2 separate regions of the Mus musculus genome follow, and region 2 is linked to region 1. Evidence: chromatin loops called from intact Hi-C (ENCODE). Cell type or tissue: heart. All regions are shown on one strand. Links, peaks and the distances in the headings refer to the core of each region. The heading gives the core; the rest is flanking DNA.

Region 1 (15,678 bases), core at 2,785-10,784:
GACCATAAACACTTTCATCATGCCTCAAATATGCTTGTTACCCATTGTAATCTATCATCTGGGTCACTCCCACCTCCTGAGGGAACCACTGTTTATTTAAGTATAGTCATATAGTATGCTCTTTTTTTAAAGTGTGGCTTCTTTCACTTAATATAATGACTTAGGCAATCTTCTATGATCAGTGCAATGCTCTTTTTCATTGCCAAGTAATATTCCAATGTATGGCTATATGGCAACTTAATTATCTGTTGACCCATTGATGATAGAACTTTGCTGCTCTCATTTATGTAACTTTTAAGATAGTTATGAACATTCTTGCACAAGTCATTGTGGCAGAATGTATTTTTTGTCATTATTTTTCCATGTAGGAGTAGAAAGGCCAAACCATATCATATAGGCATAATTAACAGTCTATGAAACTGCTAAATTTTAATTTAAAAAACTTTTGGGTCATACACTTTGGGGACTATAAGGGATAGGGAAGGGGGGAGAGGGAGGATAGCCAGTGCCCATCCAGAGTTCCTCCTATGCTCTGAGCAGGCGGGAGGGCTGCCAGACGCTTTCCACTTGGTCCCAGGTGGGCATCTAAGCCTCTGACCCACTCGACAGGGGGTGGACAAGGGGCAGTCTCTGGCCCAGGGCAACACCCTGTGCCCCGGAGTTATGGGAGAGAGGGCTGAGGGAGAGAAGTTTCCACACAGGCGAAAGTAAGTGCAGATGAACAGAGACTGTCTATGGTTTTAGAGCTTTATTATAGAAAGGCAGGGGGAAAGAGAGAAGATAGAAAAGAGAGAGGCCAGCATGGCCAAGAGGAAAGAAGGAGGAAAGGAGAGAGAGAGAGAGAGAGAGAGAGAAAGAAGAAGAAGAAGAAGAAGAAGAAGAAGAAGAAGAAGAAGAAGAAGAAGAAGAAGAAGAAGAAGAAGAAGAAGAAGAAGAAGAAGAAGAAAGGCTAGAGAATAAGAGGGAGAGAGAGGAAGAGAGAGGAGAGGAGAAGACAAAGAGGAGAGAGGAGTGAGAGAGCGAGGAGAGCCAAACAGCCCCTTTTAAAGTATGCTGCTATCTTTTCTGTTGCTAGGTAACTGGGGAGGAGTTTAGCTTGAAGGTCAGAAGCTTGGGACATTGCCTATGTGACTACTAGCCATGCTTCTCTTATGGGGGCTTGGGGGGGGGTAACTTCTACAGGAACCAGAGTTCCAGGAGCATGAGGGAACACCTATCGTGCCATGTAGGTGAATTATCACCACCGGTCCCCGGGGTTCAACATCTCAGCTGGACTGGAGACCAGACTGTCTTTGTATAGTCCAATGCCCAACAACACACTGTAGCAAGGCTAGCTTTGAATGTACTACATATGGCCTTAGCTCATGGCAATACTGCTGCCTCAGTTTCCCCAGTGATGGTATTATAGAAGTGCAACATCGTGCCTGGCTCCAAACTTTAAAAAAAGAGAGCCCCTGATTTTGAGACAGGGTCTCTTATATTTAAAGTTGGCTTCAGATTTGCTCTGTAGTTGAGGCTGGCCTTGAACACCTGATCCTTTCACCTCTACTTTCTGAGTGGGCGAGCACCACCAACCCATTCTGCCTTTCCCACTTGCTTCGTGTCTTCATCAGTGTGAAACTGAGAAGAAAGTCCTTCTGAAAGTTTTTCTGTGGTTAATACTTTCTGAAAAAAATTCACAGGCCTTGGGCTAAAGGATAAGCTTTGGAGTGGGTAAGACAGTTACATCCTTAGGGCAATGTGTCTGCACCACAAAGAGCTGGAGAGCCAAAGGGACACATCCTCCTGCTGGAGACATTTATGAGACACGATCTAGATGCACAGCCATTCATGTCCTTCATGGCAAGCCAGCTGCTTCTGTCCAGAGGTTGATTAAAATTCTTCCACTTACCTCCTGGATAGCAGCCCAGGGTCGTCTCTCTCTCTTCCCAAGGAGAATCTGCCAACACTAAGGGACCAGACACTTTTCTGTCATATTCAGGAGGAGAGGAAAAAGCCACCAACTCTCCACATGAACTCTGGACTCCTGACTTCCACTACAAACCCCAGATCCCAGTAAGGGTGAAATGAGGTCTGACTGTCATCATGCTACCCAGGGGGTGGACTGCGCCAAGAGACCTGATGCTGTGGCTCCCGAGGGAAAGGTTAATCTGTTTTTGACTCAGGGAAGCTAGTATTTACTTTCAGAAACATGTGCACAAATATGGGTCCCAAAGTTGTGAGCTACCTTTGTAAGACACTGTAATCATTCTGTTTGCTGTTCTATGGTGTGTGAATTTGTTTTTATTTTATGGTTAACTAATGCCTAATGATGCTGAGCATATTTTAAATTTTATTATTTTTGATTCTCTGTCTCTGTCTATCTCTGTCTCTGTCTCTCTCTCTCTCTTTGTGTACACAAGAGTAAATGCCCTCAGAGACCAGAGGCATGAGACCCCTGGTGTTGGGGGCGGTGACAGGTACTTTTGAGCCTTGATTTGTGACTCTGTCCTTTGGCTCTCAGTGCTGGTGTCACACGCATGCACCACCAGTCAGAGCTCTGGTTTGATTTCTTTCTTTTTCTCTTTTCTTCACTTTTGTATATTTTACTTGTTTTTTATCTTTTTATTTTCTTAATGGGTTCATTTGAGAAGTAAAACTTATTTATTGTAATAAAAATCCAGTTTATCATCATGTTTTATGGCTCCTGCATTACCTATCCAAGGCTGTATACATATTCTAGGTTTCTGATATAAATTTTGGTTTTAGGTGTCACATTGAGTTCCATGACCTGTTCTGAAGTTTTTTTTTTTTTTTTTTTGAGTGTCTGTGAGGAGTCAATTATTCCTAATAATAAAGTTTTGATTACAGTTATTTATTTGATATCTCTCTGTCTCTCTGTCTCTGTCTCTCTTTCTCTGTGTATGTGTGTGTGTGTGTGTGTGTACAGGTGTGCTCTTGTGCCTACTCACATGTAGGTGTGTGTGTGTGCTCATGACATAGTGCCTGTGTGGAGGTAAGAGGAGAACTTCCAGGAGTCAGTTTCCTCCTTCCACCAGATCACAGGTCATCGGGCTTGGAGGCAGGTGATCCCACCAGCTGAGCCATCTTGCCCTCTGAGCCATTCCTGTTTTGATGAACGCTATTGTTTCCATTTTCTTAGGTTGTCTTTAAAGTTTGGTGATGATGAAGATCCCAAGGATATTGACATACGGTAGGTAGCATTATAGTTTTAGCATGCCAGATATAGTATTCTCTGTTTAATTTACTCACTCTCCTGTGAGTGTCAAGGGCCAGGCCTGTGCTCATCCTGGAACACATTAGATTCCATGTCTAAGCACACTGAGAGGTCAGTGGCCGTGTCTGATGAGATCCTGTAGGAATGCTTACTACACACAAAGTCCAAACGTGTCTCAGGGCTCTCAGAAATCAGCAGGAAAGGGAGTCTGTAGGAAAGTTTTTATTATCATCATCACCATCATCGCCATCATCACCATCATCACCATTATCACATCACCACCATCACCACCACCACCTCCATCATCACCATCACTATTGATTTCTTTTTAAACTACCACCTAAACACTTGTACTCCTCATGTTCTCCAGTGAGGGGTTTAAGAGGACATGAACCTGGGAATCTGGTCCTTTCCCCAGAACAAAGAGTAATGCAGAAGGGCCCAGTAGGCTTCAGGCTCTGTTTTAAGGTGATTCATTGTAGCTTCTTATGAGACTCGCACTATTGGACTACCATGAAGAGATCTTTGCTGTCCGAATGCCCCAGTAAGACAGTCAGTAAAGGCCTCCGTTTTTCACTGTTTATGAAAGCTGCATCTACAGATAGTGGTTTATCTTGGTAGCCAGTAAGCAACAAACTCAAAAGCAAAAACTGTTCATCATGTGCTGGGTAGCACGTCCCTCTAATCCTAGCACGCAGGCAGATATTGTCAGCTTGAGGCCAGCCTGGTAAACAATGAATTACAGACAAACCAATGCTACACAGTAAGACCCTGTTTCAATATTTTTTTTGAATAAAAAAAAATCTGTATTTTCCAGCAGTTGGTGATCAAGACATTTGAGGGCATAATTTCCGCCGCCCCCCCCCCCCCCCAGTGCACTCAATGTAGGCAGAAGGACCTGAGTTCCCATGTTAAACCTTTGTTAAAAATAGCTGGGTATGGCGGTTGCTTATAACCCCAGTACTGGGAAAGTGGGGACAGGTAGGCCTGTGGGTGTCACTGGCCATATAGGACAATGAGAGCTCTGTCTTAAAAAATAATAAAAAAATAAAAATGAAAAGAGGTGGGCAGCTCCCGATGAACAGTACCTGAGGTTGTTTTCAGGTCTCACACGAATGCGCACACATGCACATGCGCACACAGACCAGGACTTCCCTTCTTACAGGATGAACTTTTTAATGAGATGAGCACATGTGTGTTCATCAGGGGATGCTAAGGCAGGCACTCTCTCCTCTCCGGAGCTCTGTTCTGTGGTACGCATTGGCCATGTAGAAATACTTATGAGTCTCCAATAAAAGTTTCTGTATTCAGGCTTGTTTGAGAGTGACTACACACCCCACCTTTCTCTCAAAAACTCACAGCATAACTATTTATTCAAACACCCCAAAAGATAAGTTTTTAAGGAAAACTGCCTTCTTATAACTAATTCAGTGTATCTGGGTTTGACCACGAACAGCTTTGTCCCTCAGGACAACTGCCCCCATACCATAGGATGCTAGTGCTTCACAGAGCATAAACTAGAACATGCACACTACCATCCTTCAGAGAAATATTCTCCTGATTGTTGGTAATTAACCTGAGGCCTTGTGCTTGCTAGATAAGCACTCTAACATTAAGCTACATGCTCAGCCCTTCAAAGAATCTTCATGAGGAAACAGAATCCACTAGGTAACTGTACTGGCTAGTTTTGTGTCAACTTGACACAGCTGGAGTTATCACAGCTGGGACCCACCATCCCTAGGCTGGCAGTCTTGGGTTCTATAAGAGAGCAGGCTGAGCAAGCCAGGGGAAGCAAGCCAGTAAGGAACATCCCTCCATGGCCTCTGCATCAGCTCCTGCTTCCTGACCTGCTTGAGTTCCAGTCCTGACTTCCTTTGGTGATGAATAGCAGTATGGAAGTGTAAGCTGAATAAACCCTTTCCTCCCCAACTTGTTTCTTGGTCATGATGTTTGTTCAGGAATAGAAACCCTGACTAAGACAGTAACCGAACAGATGTGCGCATTTGATTTAGAAACATGAAGCACCTTTGATTTGTAATGGCACTGTTCCCCAACTAGAAAATACCCTTGTAAATTCTCCTCTTTTCCCTCCTCTGCTCCCCCTCCTCCTCTTTTTCCATCTCTCCCTCCTCCCCTCTTCCTCTTCCCCCTCCCCTTCTGCCCCCTCTTCCCCCTCATTTACTCCTCCTCTTCCCCCTCCTTTCCCTCCTCTTCTTTCCCCTTTTCCCCTGCTCCTCCTCCCCATCCTCCTCCCTCTCTTCCTCTCCCTCTTCTTCTCCCCCCTCCTCCCCTCCTTTTCCTTCTCCTCCTCCTCTTCAGGTAGGATAAAGGTATGTGACATTTATATCCATAATCCCTCTATGTCTTACCATTTGAGTCCCTTGCCCAACTTTCATCTGCCTATCCTCTCTCCTTAAAAGCCTTTCTGACCAAAGAGGGCTGTGCTATGGTTGTTTTTTTGTTAACATGACACAAAGCTAGACATAATTGAGCAGAGGGAACCACAAATGAGAAAAGGCACTCTCCTTAAGGGTGGTCTGTGGGCAAGGCTCCTTAGTGATTGATGTGGGAGGGCCCAGCCATCACTGGGCTGGTGGTCCTGGGTTCTACAAGGAAGCAGGCTGAGCAAGCCATGGGGAGCAAGCTAGTAAACAGCATACTTCCACGGCCTCTGCATCAGTTCCTGTCACCAGGTTCCCAACTTGCTAGAGTTCCTGCCTTGATTTACCTCAGTGCTGTGTGGTTATCCGGGAAGTTACCTCCCCAAGTTGATTCATGGTGTTTCTTATCATAGCGTTAGAAACCCCAACTGTAAAGTTTATACTTACTATGCTTAGAAGACCAAAAAGCAAAAAAAAAAAAAAAATGCTTCTAGCACATAAGTCCCTTGTAACTTGCACAAGCTGTACCCTAGCAGTCCCCTCCCCTTTCTCCAGACATTGAAGACTATTCCTAAATTGACTGAGCTTGTAAAATTTGCTGTTCTAGAAAGACGGTGGGCCATAAAACTAGCTGCTCTTCCCGCTTTCATAATCAAACTTGCTTACTCTGCTGAAAAAGATGACTAGGGCAACTGTAAGACATATATTTTAAAATTAGAGCCTGCCTACACAGACAGATGCATGTAGTCTGGTGGGTTTTGACTTTGTAAGCCTTGGCCTGACATGACTAGGGGCTGCATCTTGGGATGGCTCTCAGGTGCAGTCCTGGCCCCACCCTGGGTGTCAGTCCTTAAATGAAAAGACTCTGGTTATCAAAGTATATTTTTGGTCATGGTGAATCTCTAGTGAGCCCAGACCCCTCACCCTAACAGACTGGGCTGACTGCATCCCATCCGTGTCATGGAGAGTATCAACACCCTAGCCTCTACCTAGAATTAGATTGTTCAGAAGTGTTCTTTCTACCTCAGCTCCCAGGACTCTCCATGAACACAAATAGAATAAGGAGAATCCACGAGAACAGAAAGATCAGAAATATTGAGCTATAAGAACAAGAAAATAATTGATAATTCAACCAGTATTTCCAATTACTACCAATGTTCTAAGTCTGTCAGTCTTGAAATTTTCTATGTAATGTCTCATCTTTTAAAATAAAATTATCATGAATACACTATACTTTTTCATGACTAGAGAATGTTCCACGTTAATCGTTAGTGGTGAGGGTGATGGTCTCAGGTTGAATCTGACAGGCAGTTTAAACACAACATAGGAGAGAAACTAGGCAAGTGGTTTTGTCCCCCTAGACTCAATTCCTCATATATGACACTGGGATAATGTAAGAAACCTATTGCTATTATTTTATGACTAATTCTGTGTTAATATACACCTAAGTTTTAATTAAATTTGATAATGAACATAACATGCAATAATATACATACAATTTGATTCTTAGAAAAGAAAATAAAAAAGCGCCCTCCCACTTCGTCCCTGGAGGATTTTTGTATTATTCTTTTTCTTGTTCCCAATCATGTGCCTTCTTACCAACCTGGCTCTGGTTTGGCTCCGGAAAAGCCTCTTCCCAATTCCACAGCCTGACAAAAGAGGGCGCCATTGTACTGTTCACGGATGACGCCCGGCTTGAGACAGTTAAAAAAAAAAAAAAAAAAAAAAAAAAAACGCTCCAGCTAACACTTAATGTTCGATCCTTTTCAGGTTCACCCTAACCAATTACAACAAGCTGGCCAGCCAGAGTTGGTTTAGTTTACACCGCGTCGAGATAATCTTCAACAATTCGGTGCAAGCAACTTTTAACGCAACCGGTATATATGCTCTGTCAACTTACTCCTACCGCTGCCAACGGGTCAGCAGCCTGCGGCGGAATGATGCCCTACTGTTGCTTAGCAGCTCAGATGATGTGACAAGCCTGTGGGAGGTCACGTTTATTGATTTCCAGGTAATAAACTAAAACGCACTCTTTACTTGGTGCCAAAGAAACTCAGTTGAAGTAACCCAAAACAGGACGCTTAAGGAAGAGTGTCCGTGCAGTACCTTTAAGGTAGTGTTGGTTTATTCTGGATCTTCTGAGGTGTGAGATGGAGCAGGGTGGAGAGTTTCTTCTGCCTGAGCCCTCCAGGGCTCGCGTTTACTTTCCTGTTTACCCACTTCCCAGGTACTTATCTAAACCCTAGTGCAGCTGTGGCTGAAGCCCGGTGACTGACATTTCCTGGGCCCAGAGCTCTGTGAGGAGAGCCCTTCTGGGAGTAAACAGCGATCTTATCAGGGCAGATTAGAAGTACATCTGAAGTGGGAAAGACAGTGTTGACAGTTAGCCTGGGAATGGAATCGTCAGCCATCAAAAATAGCCCAGAGAGCTTGAAAACCTGGGAGAAACACATGTGAGCATGACAGGCGCCTTTGCAGTCAGCGTCCCAGCTGAGAGACATTCTCTCAAGTCCCTCTAATCTTGTTTACCTGCGGCCTGTCTTACTCACTGAAGCAGCATGCATGGCATTGCACATCCCTTATAAGGGCATGCATGTTCCCGCTTGTTCTTTATTTACATGGGTGTATAGATTCATGTCTATTTCTCTCAGCTTGGAGGAGGCATAGCGTTGATGAAAGGCCAAGGGAAGATGGGAATAACACGCATTTTGGAGTCAGGCAGATAGGAGTTTAAAATCGCTCCTCTACCACATGGCTAGGTTACTTCACCTTGTCCATATATGTCCTGTCTTCATCCATGTAGAAAGTAGGTGACTTCGTATGTGTGCAATACTCAGGACCATTCCAGGCATGGAATGACAGTGGCACTTATACCAGCATGTGCTAGTGGTTAAGACGGCCCATTTTATGTTATGTACATTTTGTAGCCGAAATAATAAAACAAACACTTGCTCAAAGACCAGGGATGGGGGTTTCGAATGAAGGAAAGGAAGAGAGGTCAGAGGAGGACTTTGCAGCCACCAGGGACGACTGGTTCGCAGACTCACAGGATTTGACTTCTGTGCTGGCTGAGCAAGGCTTTGAGGCTTTGGAGCAGCAGCAGAAGGGAGGAGCACCCCAGTACGTATTCACAGGGCCCCCCCCCCCCCGAGGCCCCAGAGAACTTGCTGTAAGACGCACATCCCTCCTCAGGATTGTGTAACCTGCACGCGTGAAACTGCCTTCCTCACAGTGAATGGCATGCTAGCTTTGTGGAAGCACCAAGAATGTAAACAGAAGCATGGATGCAAGCTCAGGCCAGGGGAGAGGAATGTCCGCAGGAGAGTGCTGTCCACTCTGCAGGTTTGCTGGCATTTCTTGTAGAATAAACATTTGTCCCTTGGTAGGCCCAAGAGAGTGGTTGCAGACCCTAATTCCTTCCATGGTTACCAAAGCCACGAATTCTCAAGCCCCTTATATACAATGGCATGGTATTTGCATATGACCCACATACAGCCTTCTATGGTAGTGACAAGGAAAGAGATAGACAATACCAAAAGCTGTGGAGTCGTATGAAGCCACATGTGTATGAAACCAGGTTTTTCATGTGTAAATTTTATTACCACACGCTTTCTGCTGTGTGACTCCAGGTGAGTTACAGAACTTTCCCGAGCCCCAGGCTCTTCTTTAAGCTACAGTAAAATAGTCACTTGCCCATGGGCTGCTATGAAGACTCTGTTGGGTCAGCAGTATCTGGTATATAAAAAGCCTTCAGTGTGTGCCTCAGTTTGGGTTTTTACCACGCCAGGACTCATGTCCTCCCTGAGAGATGCTTTCCAACCACTCCCTGTCAATGACATCACACACCATACTTACCAAACCCAGAGCTTCCTTGGAGTTAGAGACATAGCAGACATGCTATTTTATATGAATTCAAATAGTTCTAAAAATCAGATTAAAAGAAGTTTCGTTTCAGTTTTAGTTGTCACAGCTGATCCATCCCAGAATGGTTGGTCAGTTTTCTTTGCAAATCAAGTTTCCAGCCAGGGATGATGGCTCCTGTCTATGATTCCAGCACACATGGATCTGAAGCAGGGGAAAGACAGTGAGTTTGAGGCCAGCCTGTGCTATACTGTGAGCTCTCAAAACAGACAAAACTTCATTGTCTGAGTAAGCAGAATCATATTTATCAGATTACGTACTCCAACTATCCTACAATAGGGTGTGAAATGTGTCCTAGCTCCTTTTCTCATTTTCTTGCTACAGTATCCTGATGTAAAGATTATTTAAGGGAGAAACACTTTATTTGACTCACAATTCTAGGTTCCAGCCCATCAGTACAGTAAGTCAAGGCAGCACAAACTTGAAGCAAACAGCTACATCCATAGTCGAGAGCATAGCTGCATGCATACCTAGACCTCAGCTCACTTACTTGGTGTTTATACAGTCTGGGATGTGAGCCTAGGGATGGTGCCACCTGCAGTGGGCTCGATCTTCACACATTATATTTGCATAATCAAGATGTTCCCTTGCCCCTAGACATGCCCACAGAGAATCTGATATAGTCCTTCTCTGACATTCTCTTCTTAGGTGGTTCCAGTTATGGAAAGTTGGTAATGAAAACTAACCACAGCATGTAAAATTTGGTGAATTGGGTCCCAGAACCACTAACACAATGTGAATTGACACTTGGAGGGAATGCATGGGTTTCTTCTTTTCTTTGTGTGCACAGATCCAAGGCTTCTCCATCAAGGGGGCACAGTTTGCTCAGGCCCGAGACTGCAGCTCTTCCTTCTCACCGGCTATTCTGATCGGTCTGGCCATGTCTCTGATTCTGTTGCTGGTGCTGGCCTATGCGTTGCATATGCTCATCTACCTGCGCTATCTGGACCGTCATTATGAGTTTATCACCTCTCCTGACCACTTCCCGTCTCTGAGAGCGTTGGACACAGGAGAGGAGAAGGAACTTCTGGGCAGCCAGGGAGCCGAATGCTATGAGCTAAGGAACCAACAGATCTGCAAAATCTACATTTAACAGCACGAGTTTCTGTCCCCTCACCGAGGCCAAGCCATCTCCGAAAGACTCTGTTCTCTTTTGTGATGTCTGACTTGTGAATTGTTTGATTAAAAAAAGAGAAAAGGAAAAATCTTGGCAACGAGTTGGTTTTTTAGCATTTGTTGACTTTGCTAGGTAGGTCTAGGGCAGTGAAAAAGTATCTCAAGGGATCCCACAGAGGTAAGTACCACTGTTCCCCAAAAGTGCCTGGACATAGTGAAGAAAAAGATGAAGAAAGGGAATGTCCTGGCTAGTTTTATGTCAGCTTGACCCAAGCTATAGTCATTAAGAGGAGGGAACCTCAACTGAGCTGTAGGCAAGAATGTAGAACATTTTTATAATTGGTGATTGATGAGGAGAACCCAGCCCATGGTGAGTGGTGTGGTGCATCCTGGGTTGGTGATCCCGGGTTCTATAAGAATGTAGGCTGAGCAAGTCATGAGGAGCAAGCCAACAGGCAGCACCCTTCCATGGCCTCTGTGTCAACTCCTGCCTGTAGACTCTGGTTCTGTCTGAGTTGCTGCCCTGACTTTTTTCAGGGATGAACACTGATACTGATTTATAGTCATAAAGCAAATAAACATTTCCCTCCTCATCATAGAAACCTTGACATAAGAACCAGAGAAGGGGAGAGAAAGTTGACGGGAAAAGTTCAGATCTTTAAGTCTTTGGAACACAATTTACACTTTTCCCCCAGAAATTATGTTGAACATCATCTTAAAAAGTAGTTTTCTATTTCTCTCTTTCCGAGTGCTCTCTCTGGAAAGCTTTCAGGACAAGGCCTTTGTCATTCAGAAGTAGCACAGCCCATGCTGTGTGGTAGGGGTGATAGTCATGTTCTTGCCATCTGGCTGTGGGCCCAGGTTGGCCTCACTTGTGTGTGGCAGACTTTTGTAGACTATCATGTGAACCTCTGATGAAGAGTGTGCATGCTGTACAACCCACCTTGTGGGACAAGCCCTCTAATTCCCATCCAGCTAGAGTGTGTCCTAACCCCTTTCTTAGTAGAAATTCTGGAGCCACCACATGTGTTCTTACTACCACATTCTTCCTCATGGATCCTCCTTTTCAGGTCTTAGAAGATCTGAAGATTGGCTCATTCTCCATCTCTCCAAAGCTGCAGTGAACTTTCCTTGTGACAGAGCTGGCAAGGTTAAGAAGGGCATTGTATCTCCCTCTCCTGAGTCTGGGCATGACTGAGGCTTACTAAGAACACTCTTCCACCAAACTCAGAATGCACACAAAGGAAAGGACTACAGGAGGCTCTGGTGACAGGACTGTTGTCCACCTTAGGTAACAAGCAGTGGGTAATGAGCCCTGACATTTCTGATGCAACAGTCAGCTGAGCATTTCTTTTGGCTGTGTCATTACTTGCTGAGTGAAAGTTGGGGTCCTAACCTTGTCAAAGTGTGAAAGATGAAAATACTTCATATGAAGCTCCTTTTGTTTGGATATTTGGAGTAGACTTGGTAGTCTGGAGCTAAGATTCCCTGTTCATGTAACTGATTCAACAGAGAGGACTGCAGAAAAGAGACGCTTAGGAAAAAAAAAAAAAAAGGAAACCCAAGATGATCTATCTCTGCTCTAGATTGCTTGAAACCAACAGAATTTCTGTTAATAGTAAAAATGGGGAACTCAGACCAAACAGTTCAGCAGTGACAGCTGGATTTTCACTGTTGTGGCCTTGATTATTCACTGGTGATATGAAAGCTTTTAAATAGGTTATAAGTATATGAAAACTAGGCAGATTACTGCTCTAATTAGGATGCTTTTGAGAGTGAAAAGAAATGTCATTAAAGTTCCATGATAGATGACATGAACAGTGCCAGGGAAACTGGGGTGTACCATCACCCTACGTATTGGCAAACTTACTCTATATGCAGGAAAAGGTGAGCTAGAGATTTTAAATTAAGAGAGAGGCAGGTAGACTGCCTGCATATCATCACCTCTCCCTCCTTTGCTCCAAGTCCAATGCCCTAGTCTCACTCCTAGCTCTGTAGCCGACCACCTGGTACGGCCTTTAGGCCCCCATCTCTTCTCCTCCAATTGTTCTTCCCCCGACTCATCCCATCACCCCAGCCTCCAACTCTAGCAACTTTTCTCTGGGAGCTCAGCAGCCAAGCTTGCCAGAGAAGCAGATAGATGGGCTTCAAATCTTCCCTCTCCCTCCTCTCCTCCAAATCCAATTCCCTAGTGCCATCCCCAGCTCTGTCGCAGACTAGCTATTGCAATCTCTCTTCACTCTCTGCCCCGTTTCCCAACAGATCCTGGTGGAACAATCTTTTTTTTTTCTCTCCTGTGAACTTCAACAGCATCCCTGCCTCTGACTCTAGCCCATTCCCCTTCCTAAGTGTCAGCTCTCAATACCTTGAAACACATTTTATTGGGAAACCCCTTCCTACAGTGACCACACCTATCAGGGTCCCAAAAGAATTATGCACCAGACAACACACAGCCACTATACCTTTCTAAATATCAAAAAGGACAACAAACCAAGAGAAAATAATCCTACCCACTCAAAAAAGATAAGTCCAGATACCAGCACCTAGAATTACAATCATTCCAAACCCAGATGCATAGACACTAGTGAAAAACACAATCAATAATAGGCAGGATAACAAGTCACCAGTAGAGTCCAGCAATTCTACCACAGTAGACGCTGAGAAATGCAACATAAATGTAGCACAAGCAAGGACCTTGAAATAGTTACTAAACATGATAGAGGTCCTTAAATGAAAAAGAATAAACCCTTTAAAGAAATCTATGAAAACACAACAGTGGAAGGAAATAAACAAAACAGTTCAAGATCTGAAAGCAGAAATAGAATCAATAAAGAAAACCCAAACTGAAGGAGATCTGGAAATGAAAATTCAGGAACTCAAACAGGGACTTCAGAGGCAAGCCTTACTAACAGAATACAAGAAATTAAAGAGAGAATTTCAGGTATTGAAAAAAAGATAGATAAATGAGTACCTTAGTCAGAGATAATTTTAAATCTAAAAAAAAGAAAGAAAAAAAATCTGTTGCCTGTGCCCTAGACTACTCTCCGCCTGACCCTACCAGCCTGCTTTTGGGAGTTGGAGGTGAGGTAGAGCAGAGTCAATGGCACAGACTGAGAGCAGGTGAGAAATGCTCTCTGAACACTGCTGCAGAGTCCTTTAGTAACCTCCTCCCCTTCCCCATTGGTCCCAAGAAAGCATCTCTTCTAAACAGCAGTTCCTGATTGGATGGCATTGCCTGCACCAGCAATCCTAGCTCTCTCAGGCAGTCCTCAATTAGGTCCTCCTGCAGGAGATGCTTTTGCAGCTGTGTGGGCCCTCAGTGTTTACCTGGAGGAGGCCTCACCATTCCTGCTACATAAATCCAATGAAACAAAAACCAAAACAACAACCCCCACAAATAACTATGGATAAAAAATATTCAGGAAATCTGGGACATTATGTAAAGACAAAATCTAAGAATAATAAGAATGGAGGAAGGAGAAGACACAAAAGTCAAAAAAGGCACAGAAAATATAGTCAACAAAATCATAGAAGAAAATTTCCTTATGGAAATTATCCCTATGTCCTAAAGGCACAAGAAACATGTAGACTATTTGGTGCAAAACTCCAACTAGATTAGATCAGAAGATAAATAATCAAACCTTAACATAGAGAACAGATAAAGACTATTAAAAACTACAGGAGACCAAGGGCCTCTCCTCCGATTAGGCCATCTTCTGCTACATATGCAGCTAGAGACATGAGCTCGGGGGTACTGGTTAGTTCATATTGCTGTTCCTCCTATAGGGTTGCAGATCCCTTCAGCTCCTTGGGTACTTTCTTTAGCTCCTCCATTGGGGGGCCATGTGTTCCATCCAATAGATGACTCTGAGTTTCTTAGTCTTGCAAAGATTATATGCCCCAAATACAGGGGAATACCAGGGCCAGGAAGCGGGAGTGGGTGGGTGGAAGAGCAGGATTGGGGAGGGTATAAGGGACTTTTGGGATAGCATTTGAATTGTAAATGAAGAAAATATCTAATAAAAATTGTTAAAAATAAATAAATAAATCTGCAAACAAACAAAACAACAACAACAACAACAACAAAACTACAGGAGAAATAGAGCAAGTAACAATATGAAGGCAGAACAATTAAAATAACACCCAGTTTCCCAGTGGAGACTCTAAAAGCAGAAGGACCTGGATAGATTTGATGCAGAGACCGTAAGTGCCAGCCCAGACTACTGGACCTAGCAAAACTTTGAATCACAATTAATGAAGAAAAAAAGACATTCCATGATAAAACCAGATTTAAACAATATCTACCTCCAAATCCAGCTCTACACAAGGCTCTAAAAGAAAAATTTCAACCTGAACAGGTTAACCATATCCAAGAAAACATAAGAAATAAAATCACAGGGCCCCCAATGGAGGAGCTAGAGAAAGTATCCAAGGAGCTAAAGAGATCTGCAACCCTATCGGTGGAACAACATTATGAACTAACCAGTACCCTGGAGCTCGTGTCTCTAGCTGCATATGTATCAAAAGATGGCCTAGTCAGCCATCAATGGAAAGAGAGGCCCATTGGTCAGGCAAACTTTATATGCCCCAGTACAGGGGAACGCCAAGGCCAAAAAGTGGGAGTGGGTGGGTAGGGGAGTGGGGGGGGGGGTGTGGGGGACTTTTGGGATAGCATTGGAAATGTAATTGAGGAAAATACGTAATAAAAAAAAAAGAAAAAGAAAAAAAAATCTAGGCCAGAAAATCAAAAGAAAGGGGAATGCCACCTCCCCAGCTCAGCAACAAAACGTCAGGAATCAACAAACACTGTCCATTGATAATTCTTAGCATCTGTGTTCTCAATTCCCCAGTGAAAGAACACAGACTAACAAAATGGTTGGGAAAACAGGATAGATCCATTTGCTGCATTCAAGAAACACACTTTAATTCCTAAGAATAGACTATACTTCTAAAGTAAATGCTGGGAAAAGATATTCCAAGCAAATGTATGCAAAAAGCAAGCTAGTTTATCCTTTTTATAATATCTGACAAAGCAGACTTTAA
Region 2 (15,678 bases), core at 3,551-11,550, 1.3 Mb after region 1:
AAGGCTCAGAAATATGCCCATATAAAATTAAAAAGGCACAAATAAATAACAGGTAAATGGATGGAAAGTATGTATCACATTAACCGCAGTTTTCAGGAAGCTAGGGGGATTACATTAAAATTAAACAGTAGATTTCAGAAGGAAAACTATGAGAGTGGGTATTTACTTATGATAAGGAGATAGGTTCCTTGGACAGCAGTACAGCATGCTGTCCTAGCAATAGAAGTTCATGACGCAGAACACTGTAAGTAGGGCTTAAGCTGTTTCCTGATCAATAAGTGATTATTCACACAGAGAAAAATTAGTGAATATGTAGAAAATGTGAGCACTGCAAGTCACTTTGCATAATTAATTTGTACAGAGCATTCTCGAATACATTGACAAAATACATAATCTTTCCAATATGTTCTAGGCCATAAAAAAGGAGTAATGTAAAATATTTCAAGCATGCAAAATGTACTGACTGATCACAGAACTGTGTTTAAGATCAATAAAAAAGACGTACTTAGAATATCTGCAGTTTGGAGAACTTAAAGAATATAGATTAAAAAAAAATCCAATGTCAAAGAATGGAGTCAAAGGTCCTGTAATGATTTTGAACTGACCATGGGTACACTGTATACAGGGTTAGGGAGATGCCTCAGTTGGTAAGTGCCTGCCATATAAATATGAGAATTTGAATTTGCTTCCCCAGAGCTCACACAAATCTGTGGTATGTGAGCACATGCCTGCAACCCCAGCACTGGGTGGGAGGGGTGCACTCTCTGTAGGTGTATCCTTGGAGCTATGGGCCTGTAGAGCTAGCCATATCTATTAGTTTCAGGCTCAGTAGGAAACTGTGTCAACAAATCAAAAGATGGAGTGTGATTGATTACATGTGCACACAAATAACACAATACACACGCACACACACACACACACACACACACACACACACACAATAAAAAAAAGAAGAAAAACAGAATATCTTTGATTTCTGTCCTAATCTTATTCTTCTTTCAGTGTAGCACTCCCAAAGGACATAAGACAAGAAACAACCTCATAATCAGAATTTTATAAATCAATGAAGAAGGGCATTTCCATTGGGGACTGCAGCACAAGATGAATAAAACAGCTTGAAATAATTTAGTGGACATAAAATACCAATAAAAATGGGACTCACTCCAGCTGGATGCCAGCTAGGGTGCCTGGAGGAAAAGCTCTCAGCAGGAGCCCGGTGTTCTGGGGATGATGGAGTGGCAGGGAGTCCACTTGGGAAGCAGTGGACAAGTGTGGAATCAGGGGACAAGAAAGGCATTCTGAAAGTTGAATTCTCGGAACCTTTTTGATGAATTTGCTTTTGCCTGAGTTCCCAATGTTTATCTGTCAGTGACTTAAAGGAACCATTGTCAGATATCCTATACAAAAATAAACTCTGCCCATGGAGATGGCTGATCAGGTAAAGAGTTTCTGGGCAAGCCTGAAACCCTGGAAAGTGTGGAAAGAGAGAAGAAACTCCATAGAATTGTCTGACCTGTGCATAAACACCGTGGTACCTGAACTCCACCCCCCCTCCCCCCACACACACAAGTACCACAGACACACATCTATGGGCATACAAATAGTACTAATAAATAAAAACTTAAGGAGAATAAGCTTCTCAATGTTTATTTTCTATTTTTGATTTAGAATAACTTTAGATTGCACTTTTAAAACAGATGTGAGAGTCTGAAGATGCATTTAGAATTTTTCCTGGCTATGGCTAAGACCACCCAGCAGCTGGAAGCAGACAGCCAGAAGCAGGCTGCCACCATAAGTGTCTCCGTCTAGGATCTTCCTGAGCAAGGCTCCTAGGCATCCTTCCACCTTGAAGACTGAGAGAAAGCAGGTTTGGTAGGTAAATCATACCTGGATAAGGTCACATCAATGCGCTGATTTGGGGCCGTTAGTAAGGTGTAAAGAAAAGCTTGTTTTCTAAGCAATAATTTGCTACTCATTTTCTCTGGAGTCTCTCACTATGGGACAACTTAATGATGTTTCCGATTTGTCAGGAGTTGTGGTGTTCCATGCCTGAGGGCTGATTTCTTAATACTTGATGATCATCTTATTTAAATTTTGTAGTTCTACTGTCTCTGACATTTGGGAAATCATAACCTATTATTTCTTATAGAATTATTTCTGTTCCTGCCCCATCTACCATTTTTTTTTCCTTTTGAGAAGCCAATGTCTACATGCTTCATGTTTTAACCCCTCCCACAGTCCATTGTATCTTTCATGATTTCCTCCATATAAGCAAATCTAGCTATGTTTGTTCAGACTTATTTTTCCAGTTTTCTAATCATTGCCTTAATATGTCTAAAACTGTGGACTGAATTTGTAACTTTAGTTGTTACTTATTTTTCAGCTTTAGACTTTTCAAGTCATCTTACTTATGTTTTTTAATCTTGTATTTTGATACCTAATTTATTAAATTTATCACATAAAGCTCTCATCTAATAACTGCAGTATTTAGACCTTCTAAGGGTCTATTTCTGTATTCTACTTTGGTAGTTTGACTTTTGATCATTTAAACATTCCTGTTGGGGCAGTGTGTGATTATAGATGAGGCTTGGACAAAAACCTACAGCCAGGTCCCTCAGAACTTTCAATGTGTGATAAATTATTTGTTCCCAATTTTCATTACAAGATGCTGGTGAGATTTATGTGTGAAACTATCGTCATACTTACATTTCATAAAGATTGCTCTTACTGCGACATGAGAGACTGAGTTAGAACCAAGAATGGAGAAACTGATCCCAATGGATAAGGTTTTCAGGAATTCAATCAGAAGGCTGCGAGATGTAGGGTGAAATTTATGCTGGTGGTGACAGAAAAGGCGTGCACACTGGGAGATGCTTGAGGGACTGCACCACCAGGGTGAGTCCCAAGCTTTTGTCCTTAGCAGCTGAGTGGAGATAAAACAGTATTGTTTACTAATGGAGCTAGATTGGGGATTTCAAATTGAGGAAAAAAAGTGAAAGAGTTCCCTTAGACTTGATGAGTTTGAAATGCCTGAGTTTTCCTAGCAGAGATGGTTAGATAGGTGAAAGGGGTGTAATTTATGGGAGTCAATGGATGCACACATAAGACTGTGAAGAGTGAGGGCAAACTGTCTGAGTAGAGTCCATTAGAAAACAGATAGCCCATAAATAATTAAGTCAGTGGATGCCACACTTAGGAAAGAATAATACTGGTCTTGTGGAATTAATTCTTTATGAGACTCAGTTGTTGGATAAAACAGCAAGCTGTTCTGCTGACTCCCTCTCTGGCTTCTTGAAGTCTCACCAGATTGTCCTTTTTTTTTTTTCCCATATACTCTTGGGTCCATCCACTGGAAGGACCCTTAGCAGATCTGGACAGAAACTGGTACTGAAATCTTGCAACCTGATAGCTTTGAATTAATACATTTTCTTTCTCTTCAAGTTCAAGCCTCTAATTTTGTTACAGCAACAGGAAATGATCAAAATGTTGGCTCTATAGGAAAGGAATTTGATTAGTAGATAGACTGTAGAAAAGACAGGGGGCTCTACGCCTTGGTGGGGGCTTTGGTGGGGGCAGGTGTCAGCATTTCCAAGATTCTCTAGTTATCTGCTTTCCAGTGGCCTTTCTGTCAAAAGAATGGCAGTGGGAAGAAGGGAGATCCCCCTTCCTTTTTTTGTATTGTCAAACAAAAATTCAAGCACGATTAAATTCTAATAAGAAGGGATGAGCAAAGTCTGAGACATTGAAGATGCAAGAGAGGGAAGTCAAATCAACAGAAAGTTCTCCGAGATGACTAGAAGAAATAGATTATACAGCTCAGGAAACAACAATCTTATCCTCTTAAGATCAAATGGATCTTCAAAATTGTCTTATTATAATTAATGGGAAAATGTAAGGGTAGAGTCCAGGTGCTAGTTTTGATGTGAAGGTGTGTGAGGGCTTCTTTGCGTGGACACTGTTTTCAGCATGAATCAGATAGAGGCTTGGACATTTGCAGTTTGACCATAAGAAAAAGTGTGTGTGTGCGTGTGTGTCTGTGTGTGTCTCTCTGTGTGTGTCTGTGTGTCTCTGTGTGTGTCTGTGTCGTGTGTCTGTGTGTCTGTGTGTGTCTGTGTGCATGTGTGAAAAGTATATTTTAAATAAATATGATCAGTCTGCATCACAGCGTCATTTGGAAACCTGATTCCTTGAAGCTACATAGCTTAAATCTCTTCAGTATGAATTACCACTTTATTGGCGTAGTTTTAAGGAAAAGGATGGCAAACCATGATGAAAAATAATTTGTCTGGCAGATCCCTTTGCCGGCAATAGGCTAAGGATGCAAAGAATGCTGGTTAGCATGATTAACAACGCAGAAGGAAGGAAGTGGGAGGAGGGAATGAGCTGAGGGTCTTCGAAGTCTGAATGTCAGCTTCAGTCACTCTGAACCAGTAGTTAAGAACTCTGAATATTCTTGCCTAAGTGGCTGAAACTATGATCATTTTAAACTTATATATTAATAAAATGCCCTCTGGGACATTTTTTGTTTATATCTCTTTTTGTTTCAAAGGTGTTGCTATCTTGATTTAGGAAATGAATGAGGACTGGCTAAAAAAATGAAGTAAGGAGATCAATTCTGAGATTATTGAGTTCACAAAACTTAAGTAAATCTGTGTTAACAGTCAGCTAGCCTGAAAATTAAAGCAAATTCATCTATTCTCTATAAATTCATCTATTCTCTATAAATTCATCTATTCTCTATAAATTCATCTATTTTCTATAAATTCAAATTAAAATGATAAAATGAGTATCTTAAAAAAACTCAAAAAGTATTTGAGTTATGTTCTTGGTGCTTTCCTGGTACTGTAGTTCATGGCATTTGGGGGAAAAGTGAAACTTACTAGTCACAGATGAGGCAGTATTGATCAAGCAAGCTATTAACCATTTGTTGTACTGGGCAATTCCTACAAGAACCACAGGGTGGCAGCAAAACAGGAAAACAAACAAACGAAAAAGAAAAAACAAGGGACAAATGCTCTTCTAGATCTGCCTGTTAGAACATTTGGGTTTATACTTCTTGTACCTTTTATATTTTTATGAATGTATCATCTTCTTATGGTCATTCTGGTCACATAATTATTTCTGACTTGCAAAAACTGGAAATGTGAACACTAGTTAATACACACTAAATGTTTTCTGTAAATTTATGTCTTAATGTGTTACAATTTGACAATTTTATTTGAATCAAGTATTTGTTTGTTTGAGAAAGTGTGTTGTTATGTAGTCCAGGCTTACCTCGAACTCACGGTCTTCCTGCCTTAGCTGTCCTAAGACCAAGGATAACAAGCAGAGGCTACCATGCCTGTTTGTTTACTTAATTTCAATATAATATTCTCATTAGTAAAAACTAAGTTTAGTTCTGGAGGGTGGGTGATCTAAGCATTAGCTTAGCATATACAATGTTTTTATTCACAGAAATAGACACACACACACACACACACACACATGCACACACACACACATACACACACACATGCACACACACATGCACACACACATGCACACACACACACATGCACACACACACACACACGCACACACACACACATGCACACACACATGCACACACACACACATGCACACACACACACATGCACACACACACACACATGCACACACACACACACATGCACACACACACACACACATGCACACACACATACACATGCACACATGCACACACACACACGCACACACGCACACACACACACACACGCACACACACACACACATGCACACACACATGCACACACACACACGCACACACGCACACACAGGGGAGGGGGAGAGAGCAGAACATTCAGTTAAACTTGAATCTCGGATGCACAAGATATTTTTGTTCCATACAATTTTCAGACATGCTTACATTAAAATTGTTCAATTATTCATGGTCGTATATCTGGTAATTCATTGGGTGAAGAATTAGAAAGAAATATAATTTGTTGAGAAGACAAGAGAAATTAAGCATATGGACTCTAAATTTGACTTAAAACAGAAGTCTTGAGAATCCAGGAACTAGTGAATGGGCTGCTGAGTGTCCTTGACCTACACTCCGTCCTGTGGGCAATTTATACATACGTCAAAGTAAACACTGTGGGTATGGTAAATCAAATACTCTGGTGAATTACCATCTGTGCCACACATGGATTGCTGATTTTTAAACAACAGAATGCAACAACGTATATTTAAAGTTGGATGAAATTGAATAAATAGCTACGATGCAGGCATTTTGAGGTCTTATTCAGAGTTATCATTATGACAATCTGTCATTAGAGCATCAAGGCTTGGAAATGCCACTTTAATTTCATTTAATTCAGCAAAAATGTCTGGCATCTTGTCTGTGCAGAGGGTTGATGGGGACTGCGAGATGCAGGGAATGATGGAACGATGCTGTTACTGGTGTATTTTTATAAAAACAGGGCTAGCTATGGTTTGGTGGGAGGGGGTACCTCAGCCGGTCTATGCTGAGGTATCCCTCTACCTGAGGTACAAGCTATACTAGCATAGTATATAGTGTATAGTACTCTAGTATAGAATAGAGGTTATTTGGGGACACGGAAAATGGGAAGGGGAGTTAAGGCAGTAGAGGCAGAAAAAGAGAGGGGACAGAGAAGGACAGTGTGTGTGTGTGTGTGTGTGTGTGTGAGAGAGAGAGAGAGAGAGAGAGAGAGAGAGAGAGAGAGAGAGAGAGAGAGAGAGATGGAGGGATGGGGAGGGAAAGAATGGCCAGGAAAATGTGGAGGGCTGGGGGGCGGGGGGAGAGGAGAGAGAAAGGGGAATGGAGGGCAGGGGAGAGAAGGGACAGAGAGTCAGAAAGAGTCAGAGAGGCCAAACAGTCCCTTTTATAGCAAGCCAGGCCTACCTGGCTGTTGCTAGGTAACTGTTGGGGGGAGCATAGAAGGAATGTCAACAATTCCTCAACTGGAGGAACATTTACAGTGGATAAGAGAGAAGCCAAAGCTAAAAGGATACATGCAGCCCAGGTCGTGGATGAGCAGCAGGAGGCTTTCCTCACATTTGTGAGGCCGTGGGTTCAAACCTCAGAATCCAAACAAGCATGACACAGTCTACATGGCAGAAGTCTCTCTACCAGTCGTTCCCCCCCCCCCCCCCCGGGATTTAGCTTTCCCTTGCATCCTGAACGTGCTCTCCATCTTTCCTCTAAATGACTTAAAAAAAATTAGCAGTTTAATGCTAAAGGTTCAAAATCTCCATTTCCAGCCTGACTTCTGCCAGTGACATACATATTGATTCAGTTTGCCTGTCCCCAGAGGCATTTCCTAAATTCCACTCACTATTTTCACCAAGAATTTTTTATTGTCTCCTCCTATGGTCATTTTTTCTTGAATGCTCTCATCCTCCTAGAATTCTCTCCCTAACCCTGTCAGTGCTCCCTCTAGTGAACCCGCCACTGCACCCCTACTGCACTCCCCACTGTACCCTCTACTGTACCTTGTAGTGCTCCCTCTACTGTATCCTCTCCTGCATCTTCTACTGCATCCTCTTCTGTACCCTCTCCTGCACCCTCTACTGTATCCTCTCCTGCATGTTCTACTGCATCCTCTTCTGTACCCTCTCCTACACCCTCTCCTGCACCTTTTAGGGCAAAGAACTCTGAACTGATTCCTTACTTTCAGTACTGTTTTTTATTTGTTTGCTATCTTCCTTGTTCTTTTATTGTTTTTGTTTTTGATGGTAGTGTTAGATCTTATCCAGGGCCTCCCAACTGCCAGGAAAGTGCTCTGACACCAACCTTCTATTCCCATCCCCAGCCCCACTCCCTGTTGTGTTTGTTGTTGTTGTTTTTTGATTTAGAGATTTGTTGAAATTATTTAGATATTTATTGAAAGTTAAGCTCATTTATTTTTAAAATTCATTCAAAAATGGAATTGACTGCTATAATAATTATTTGAATCTGAGGAGAATTTATGAATTTGGCAGTGATGGAAAAGAAGATCAAGAGAGGACTGGATACTGAAGGTTGGGCATTGTCCCTGTTGAGCCCTCCAGTGGGTGCTACTCAGAGTCAGGTATTGTATGGCCCAGATAGGTGGGTAAGAAAGGTCAGTGAGTTTGCTCCTCTAGGTTCTAAAGAGTGCTGGCTCAGAACAGCGTCTTAGAGGAACGCCAAACTACTGTGACATGCTCTAACAAGTATTAAAAAAAAAAAATCTGTAACCTCTAGTGCAGAAGCTCTGATGCCATCTTCTGGCTGCTGCAGGCACTGCAGAAATATGCAGACCTGCATGCAGGCAAAAATCATACACATAAACTTTTCAAAATGAATTTAAATTAATTCAAGATACATAATAAAATATATATCTTATGTTAATCAAGCCTAATTTTGTAAAGGCAAGGCAGAGTTTTACTGTGATATTTATTTATTTATTTAGAAAATGTATTTTCACATTCAAATATATCAGTGTGACACATTTTCTAAATCAATTGTACCTAATACTAAAACTTGGCAGATCTGATCATTTTTGGCTGTGAACCAAATTTTCAACATGATGGCTGCTTTGCATTCTATCTCTTATGTTCCAGCTTCCTGACTCTGTGGAGTTTATTATATACTAAACCTTGAATCTACTATATTTACTACCATCTCTACTCACTACAGCTGGACCTACAGCACACAAATATCTGAGTACTCCCTCTGTCACTGGGTCACAATCAAAGCTCTGCTTTGAAGGGTAAAGAACTGAAAGGGTAATGACAAAGTGAGCAGGGATTCCCAGCACCAAGGGTTTTGGATGCCTTGGGGGTAGAAGTGGAGACATCTCTGCCTCAACTTGCTGGAAGAGCTGATCTGGCTCAACTCAAGGCATCCAGTGGTCACCAGGAGGCAGAGTTCTTTGAGGTCTTACAAACAGGCCTTGAGGGAACTCTCACAAGGAACAGTGACAACTCAGAGATTGAAGACTCTGAAATTATCCCCTTCAGGGCAAGCAAGAGATGCCTCCAGATGCTTTAAATTCTTTCACTTAAAGCAAAACATTTACTTTAAGAGATAAAGGGCTTGAACTGTAGATGCATGAGTAGAACTCATTCATTCTTAGATGTGGCGAAGAAGTCAGTCAACTAGATAAACAACTGATACCCGGGGAGTGGGAGTGCGGAGAGCATTGATCTCAGTTTCGGGTAGTTTACAAGGGGCTGCAAAGTTTGGATAAGTGCAATGAAGGAGACATAGAGACAGGGGAAGGCAAGTCCCACTTCTTTGGTAGGTTGCAGTTGTGATTCATGATATATGTCACCTGCCTTCTCCACTTATTTGAGAATGCCTTGCACTAATTACTGTGTAGCACCTAGCATGAGACATGCCTGGTGCAAACCATAAGCACTAAATCTTCCTTGCTCAGTTTGATTTTAGTTGTAAACTAGAAGGCAGCCCGGGTGCGCAGATGCAAGTTTGCTTTTTTTCTGTTAGTCTGAACAACATACTGTCAGAAACCCAGGCCTGCTGGGGTGCAGGGTATCATGACTATTTTCTGAGATGTAACTGTGCCCACACTACCAAGTGCCACAGTCCTCATCACCTCTGCTAATTAAAATGGAAACAACTTTTAAAGATACAGCTTCAAAATTGACTCTATCAGAAGTAGGTGTCTAGATCTTTTGGGCTTGTTTCTATTATTCAAAATATACTTCAGGATTCTGTAATGCTTTAGGCCCAGTACCATCAATTTCAACATTCTAATTATTTTTATGATGGATTTTCCTCATGTAAAGTATGAGACAGAGTTATGGTATATGATGCTGCTACAATGCCTGATATAGCTAGTACTCAGTAAAGTTTTCTGAATGAAAAGATGGATGCTTGAAAGAGGTGACCCTCAAAACAAGAACAAGAAAGAGTCATGTATGTAATATGAAGACTGAGTCTTCATATACATGTATACTTCATATACACATATATATATAAGACTGTAGAAATGATTCAATTTAATTGGAGTTTCCAGGAACTTTAGAACTAGCAGGTAGAAGGGAATATTTTGTTATCCTGATGGAACAGAGTCCAGTCTTTTTCTAATTTATTTTTATTTTATGGCCGTTTGTTTTGTTTTACAAAGAGCCTCTTAGTGTAGCAATGTGCTTGCCTAGCATGAGTAAGAGCCAGAGTTTAATTTTCAGTGTCATAGAGAGACAAAAGCAAGCAAGCATGCAAACAAGCAAGCAAGCAAACGAACAGATCTTAAAAGAGGTGCGGTATCATTTGGCATTAAAAGCAAACAAACAAACAAACAAAACACCTAAAACCAAACCAAAATAAGCCAAAACAAAACCAAAAAACCAAAAGCTTGGCTTTCTTTGGGAACCATTGCTAGGAATCTTAATTCCAAAATTCACCTTCTCGATCCCCTCGAGTGCGTCAAGACATCATCCAGAATTTTGAACACACAAGCCAGCTCCAGCCCCATCACACCACTTCAGAGAGTTGCTCCAAATTCCCTCATAGGATTGTGTCTGCCCAGCACCCTGAAGTCACCAGTAGACTTCAGAACTGTAACTGCTTTGTAATTCCTGAGGGAACGTCTACTACACTCAGGGTAGCAGACTTTCAGACCGTCTCTTCCCAGCACTCACAGAGTAAAGAGAAGATTTATTCTCTATCGAATGGTGGCCATGTAAAGTATTGATATTATTTTTGTCTTATGGAAAATGACCCATTGCTGGCAAGACTAAGGAAAGACATCTCGATTTACATGAGCGAGGGCCCTGGTTCTCCATTCATCGCTGTTAAACTTAGACTACAATTTGGTGACATTCATGAAAGAGGACTTAGTGAGTGGGTAGTTTTTGTCACTGTGTGGGTCCCAGGGCCAAACAAGGAAAAACAGGAAACCCAAACCCGGAACTCCTGAACAGGAGGGTTCTTATTTCGTGAAGGCAGGCCTGACTAACTTGTCTAGTGCATCTTCGCTGCTCAGCACGGGACACATTCATCAGATTATTTTTTTTTCTAATGAGGCACTATACTTTTCAATTGGAATTTACAACTCATCTTTATTAATTTCCATCTACCATTAGGTTGTATATCTTGCACAGAACCTATGTGAGTAATAATTCATAATAATTCTTAGAGAAAAGGTGTTTTGACTTAGGAGTACCCAGAATGGACCTCCAATGATAGCCTACTGCCTCTGTCAAACCGTGTTTTTGCATGCAAACACACTTGTTGAGGAAGATTTTTTTTTCTATCATATGAACCTCACAAAAGCAAAGTCTCTGTTTTAAAATTTCATGTGACCCATGTGTACAGGGGAAAAATTCAGGTGACAGCAGATGCTGGCAAGGATGTGGAGAAAAAGGAACACTCCTCCATTGCTGGTGGGATTGCAAGCTGGTACAACCACTTTGGAAATCAGTATGGCACTTCCTCAGAAAACTGGACATAGTACTACCTGAGGATCCAGCTATACCACTTCTGGGCATATATCCAGAAGATGCTCTAACATGTAATAAGGACACATGCTCCACTACATTCATAGCAGCCTTATTTATAATAGTCAGAAGCTGGAAAGAACCCAGATGTCATTCAGCAGAGGAATGGATACAGAAAATGTGGTACATTTACACAATGGAGTACTACCCAGTAATTAAAAATGATGAATTCATGAAGTTCTTTGGCAAATGGATGGATCTAGAAATCATCATCCTGAGTGAGGTAACCCAATCACAAGAGAACACACATGGTATGCACTCACTGATAAGTGGATATTAGCCTAGAAGTTCGGAATAGCCAAGATACATTTCACAGACCACATGAAACTTAAGAAGGAAGACAAAAGTGTGGGTGCTTCACTCCTTCTTAGAAGAGGGAAGAAAATACTCAAGGGAAGCAATATGGAAACAAAGTGTGGAGCAGAGACTGAAGGAAAGGCCATCCAGTGACTGTCCCACCTGGGGATCCATCCCATATACAACCATCAAACCAAGACACTATTGTGGATGCCAACACGTGATTGCTGACTGAAGCCTGATGTAGCTATCTCCTGAGAGGCTCTGCTAGTGTCTGATAATTACAGAAGTGGATGCTCACAGCCATCCAATGGACTGAGCACAGGGTCCCCAATGGAGGAGCTAGAGAAAGGACCTAAGGAGTTGAAGGGGTTTGCAGCCCCATAGGAGAAACAACAATATGAACCAACCAGCATCCCCATATCTCCCAGGAACTAAACCACCAACGAAAGAGTACACATGGAGGAACTCAAGGCTCCAGACACATATGTAACATATGTAAGGCTCCAGACACATATGTAGCAGAGGAGAGCCTTGTGGGACATCAATGAGAGGAGAGGCCCTTGGCTCTGTGCCCCAGTGTAGGAAAATGCCAGGGCAGGAAGCAGGAGTGTGTGGGTTAGTGGACAGAGGAAATGGGGATGGGATATGGGGGGGGGTTGGAGGGGAAATGAGGAAAGGGGATAAAATTTGAAATGTAAATAAAGAAAAGATGTAATAAAAAACTGATGTTGGGAAAAAATTTCATGTGACCGATAAGGATGGATCAACTTGTTCTTCTTCTTTTTTTTTTTAATTACGTATTTTCCTCAATTACATTTCCAATGCTATCCCAAAAGTCCCCCACACCTTCCCCCCCACTCCCCTACCCACCCATTCCCATTTTTTGGCCCTGGCGTTCCCCTGTACTGGGGCATATAAAGTTTGCCTGACCAATGGGCTTCTCTTTCCATTGATGGCCGACTAGGCCATCTTTTGATACATATGCAGCTAGAGACAAAAGCTCTGGGGTACTGGTTAGTTCATAATGTTGTTATAGTAATTATTAGTGTTTAAGAGAATCTCATAAAATATATCTTATACCTAAAACTATATTGGATATTCTTGTCAATTTATTTAAAAACATAAAGATTATTCAGTAAAATGCACTGGTGTCTCTGTTACCCTTTAGACCAGCAGTTCCCTATCTAGACAGACTTAGTAACAAGAAAATATACAAAAATTTGTTTCTATTTGAGAAACTAATTTAGGACAATTATCTTTCTACCTTCCCTTGAACTGTATAATGATATATCTTTACATTAGATGTGAGTTGTGTAATTAAACTATCTCCTCTATAAGGCAAAGAGCTGACAGCTAATAAGCAATGGAGAGTAAAGTGATTTGAAATGTAACCTCAATTACATTTCCACTAGGAATTCCACTGGTAATTCACTAAACTGCTCAGACAGACCTTGACTTTTAATCTACATACAAATTAACCTTGTTTTGATTTCTATTCTTAGTATCCACTCCCCAGTCTGTCACTTAGTTAAGGGTAAAATGTATCAACCAAACAAACTAGTCAATTTTTATGTAATTGACCCCCAAACCAGTGAATTTATAGAGGCTGGTAAGAAAGCCTTCTGTATAAGTCCACTAGGTGGCGATAAGGGACCATGCTTCACCCTAACTTACAGACTCTTCCATTCATACAGTAAATGAAGAGCTGTGATATTAATTTATACCATCGTGCCCTCGCTACATCTAATATTTGTTTAATCAGCTGTTTCCTCTAATCCTGCTCAGACAATATTGATTAAAATCTCTAGCATAGTCATATTCTGTTGTTTTTTTTTTTTTGTCTCTTACTTCCTTTAACATTTTGTTACCTTTTGAATGACAGAGTAAGTAAATTTAAATGACATAGACTAAGTGATGTGGTTAGTAGTAATGACTGTAGGTAGTTTAGAAATTAATTGGAAGCAACAGAAGGTTGTGATGTAAAAAAAAAATTGTTTCCAAATTTGCCCTTGGTTGCTACTGGAATTTTAATTGGTGGGATACCATTAATCTTCAAACTGTAATCTGGAAAAATATATGTCTGGGATAAAAGGAAATGAATACTGGTATTTTCTGAAGGGATCCCTCTCCTGAATATGATCTGTGTTCATCTTTACGAAGATGAAGACAGTCCAATGTCTTTAGGAAATACCAGTACTCCACACCAAAAAGTCTAAAAGAGAGGACTGTTCAGAACCCTATCCACCATAAGATATTTTTCTGTATACTCTGAATGTATTTATACTGGATGTGTTTCTTGCTCCCAAAGGAAGGAAAACGAACTGAAACCACCAGAGACATAATGAATCGATTCTTCTCCGTGAAGGTTTCTTCAGCACTTCTAAATTAGTGTCAGTCATTCCTCTCAGAGACAGAGCCTTGTTGGAAGTAAATGGCTCACTTCATAAGAACACCATGTTCTCCCTCTCACAGAAAGCCAGGGCCCACTGGGCGGGCACTCCTGTTTGGAATACTGGCCTCTGGGTGCGTTCCTCCCATGGACCACTGGTCTTTTAAGATTGTTGGCATGACCCTTCAATTAGCCTTCAGAAAATTTACTTTTTATTTATTTTTTCTATTTTAAAACAATTTAGAGTTTATTAAAGAAGTCACTCAAAGGAAAAAAGAACTAAACTAATTTCATAACTTAAGAGGCTATTCACATATACTCATATATGAATATATAAACATAAACTTACTAGTCAAGAGTCCTTTGACAAACATTCTGTTTCATTAAATAAAATGAAAATACTCTCATTCAAATAAATAAATAAATCCCTGATGATATATTTTCATTAGATAATAGTTCTACTTTATATCATTAAAATGTGTATAACATTACTCAAAACTTAGCATACTGAAATAATCAAATAGAAATGGTTACCAGAAAGTACATTTGGAATGAATAAATATTACATTTACTAGGAAATTAATTCACAGACTTTATTTCTTAATAACCATTCGGTTCTAAGAAGCCAGCCAGTATGTTTGATTTCATGACATCATACTGGACCACTTACAGGAACATTTTCCACCCTCAAACTCCCCAAATGTACTGGCTACCTTGTGTACTTTTCCAGTGATAAATGAAAATAAAACAACTTATTTTCAAATGAACAGACTGTATTATTTGGACACAACAGGCATATTCAACAGAAGAGGACAACTTAATCCAACCCTAGGACTACAGGTTTGCTTTCATTAATGAGTAGCTTCAACGTGCAAATAAGTCCTTTGGGCAACTTTTTAAAAAGTGTTCTTAACAGCTACGGTTTGGAATACTTTTAGGACATTGATATTGTCCATTGACAAATTAAAAAAAAAAAAAAAAACTCCTAACAAAAAACCCAATGCATTATAATTATCTGTTCCTAACTTTAAAATTACTCAGAATTTTAGAATTACCCACAATCTGACGTTTCAAAGGCTGTTAATCTAATAGGTATTAGCTATAATGGAAGTAACTTTCTTTTTCACGTAAACCTATACATCCCCTCAGAGAGAAGTCGTAACTCTGGGATGGACATTCTCATTGCACAGTTCATCCGCACTCTGTACCCCTTACTCTCATCTCGGCTGCTATAAAACTGCCTGTTGAAGTACAGATGGAAAAGCCACCGTTTGAAACCGTGTGCCTTTCAGATTAATAGCAACAGTTGCAAAAGCTAGGAAAACTTGAGTTAATTCTTTCTTCACGTCTAGACTGAACCTGTTTATTGCGATGCTATTTTATCTGACAATAGTTTTAAAAAGTGGAGGTGCTATGTTAAATAAAGACTGAAGAAAACAAGAAAATTTGTTTACTCCGTACATACATTATATGCGCAGTGCTATGAAATATATAAGGCACCAAGA

Evidence for each region. Peaks named below come from ENCODE experiments on the same cell type or tissue, not always from the same donor. Only the 100,000 strongest peaks of a DNase experiment are listed, where the experiment ranks them.
Region 2: a loop joins it to region 1, with 10 times the contacts of the local background. A loop is called at or near these places in 12 of 42 quality-filtered maps.

Annotation. Positions count from the first base shown.
Region 1 is chr13:90,878,485-90,894,162 of GRCm38, reverse strand. It overlaps Atp6ap1l (ATPase, H+ transporting, lysosomal accessory protein 1-like), which reads left to right. Exons shown (of 7, transcript NM_001145879.1): 5 at 3,143-3,193; 6 at 7,369-7,609; 7 at 10,310-10,714. The coding sequence ends at 10,612. Among named protein-coding and RNA genes, the nearest start is that of Atp6ap1l, 19 kb to the left of the region's middle. In heart, for the core only: a CTCF peak has its summit at 7,246 (motif pointing right); a DNase peak (open chromatin) is centred at 7,912; H3K4me3 peaks cover 790 bases; H3K27ac peaks cover 4,310 bases.
Region 2 is chr13:89,540,964-89,556,641 of GRCm38, reverse strand. All of the region lies in intron 1 of Hapln1 (hyaluronan and proteoglycan link protein 1), which reads right to left. Among named protein-coding and RNA genes, the nearest start is that of Hapln1, 8.2 kb to the right of the region's middle. In heart, for the core only: CTCF peaks have their summits at 4,955 (motif pointing right) and 8,268 (motif pointing left); no DNase peak of the experiment used is centred there; H3K27ac peaks cover 271 bases.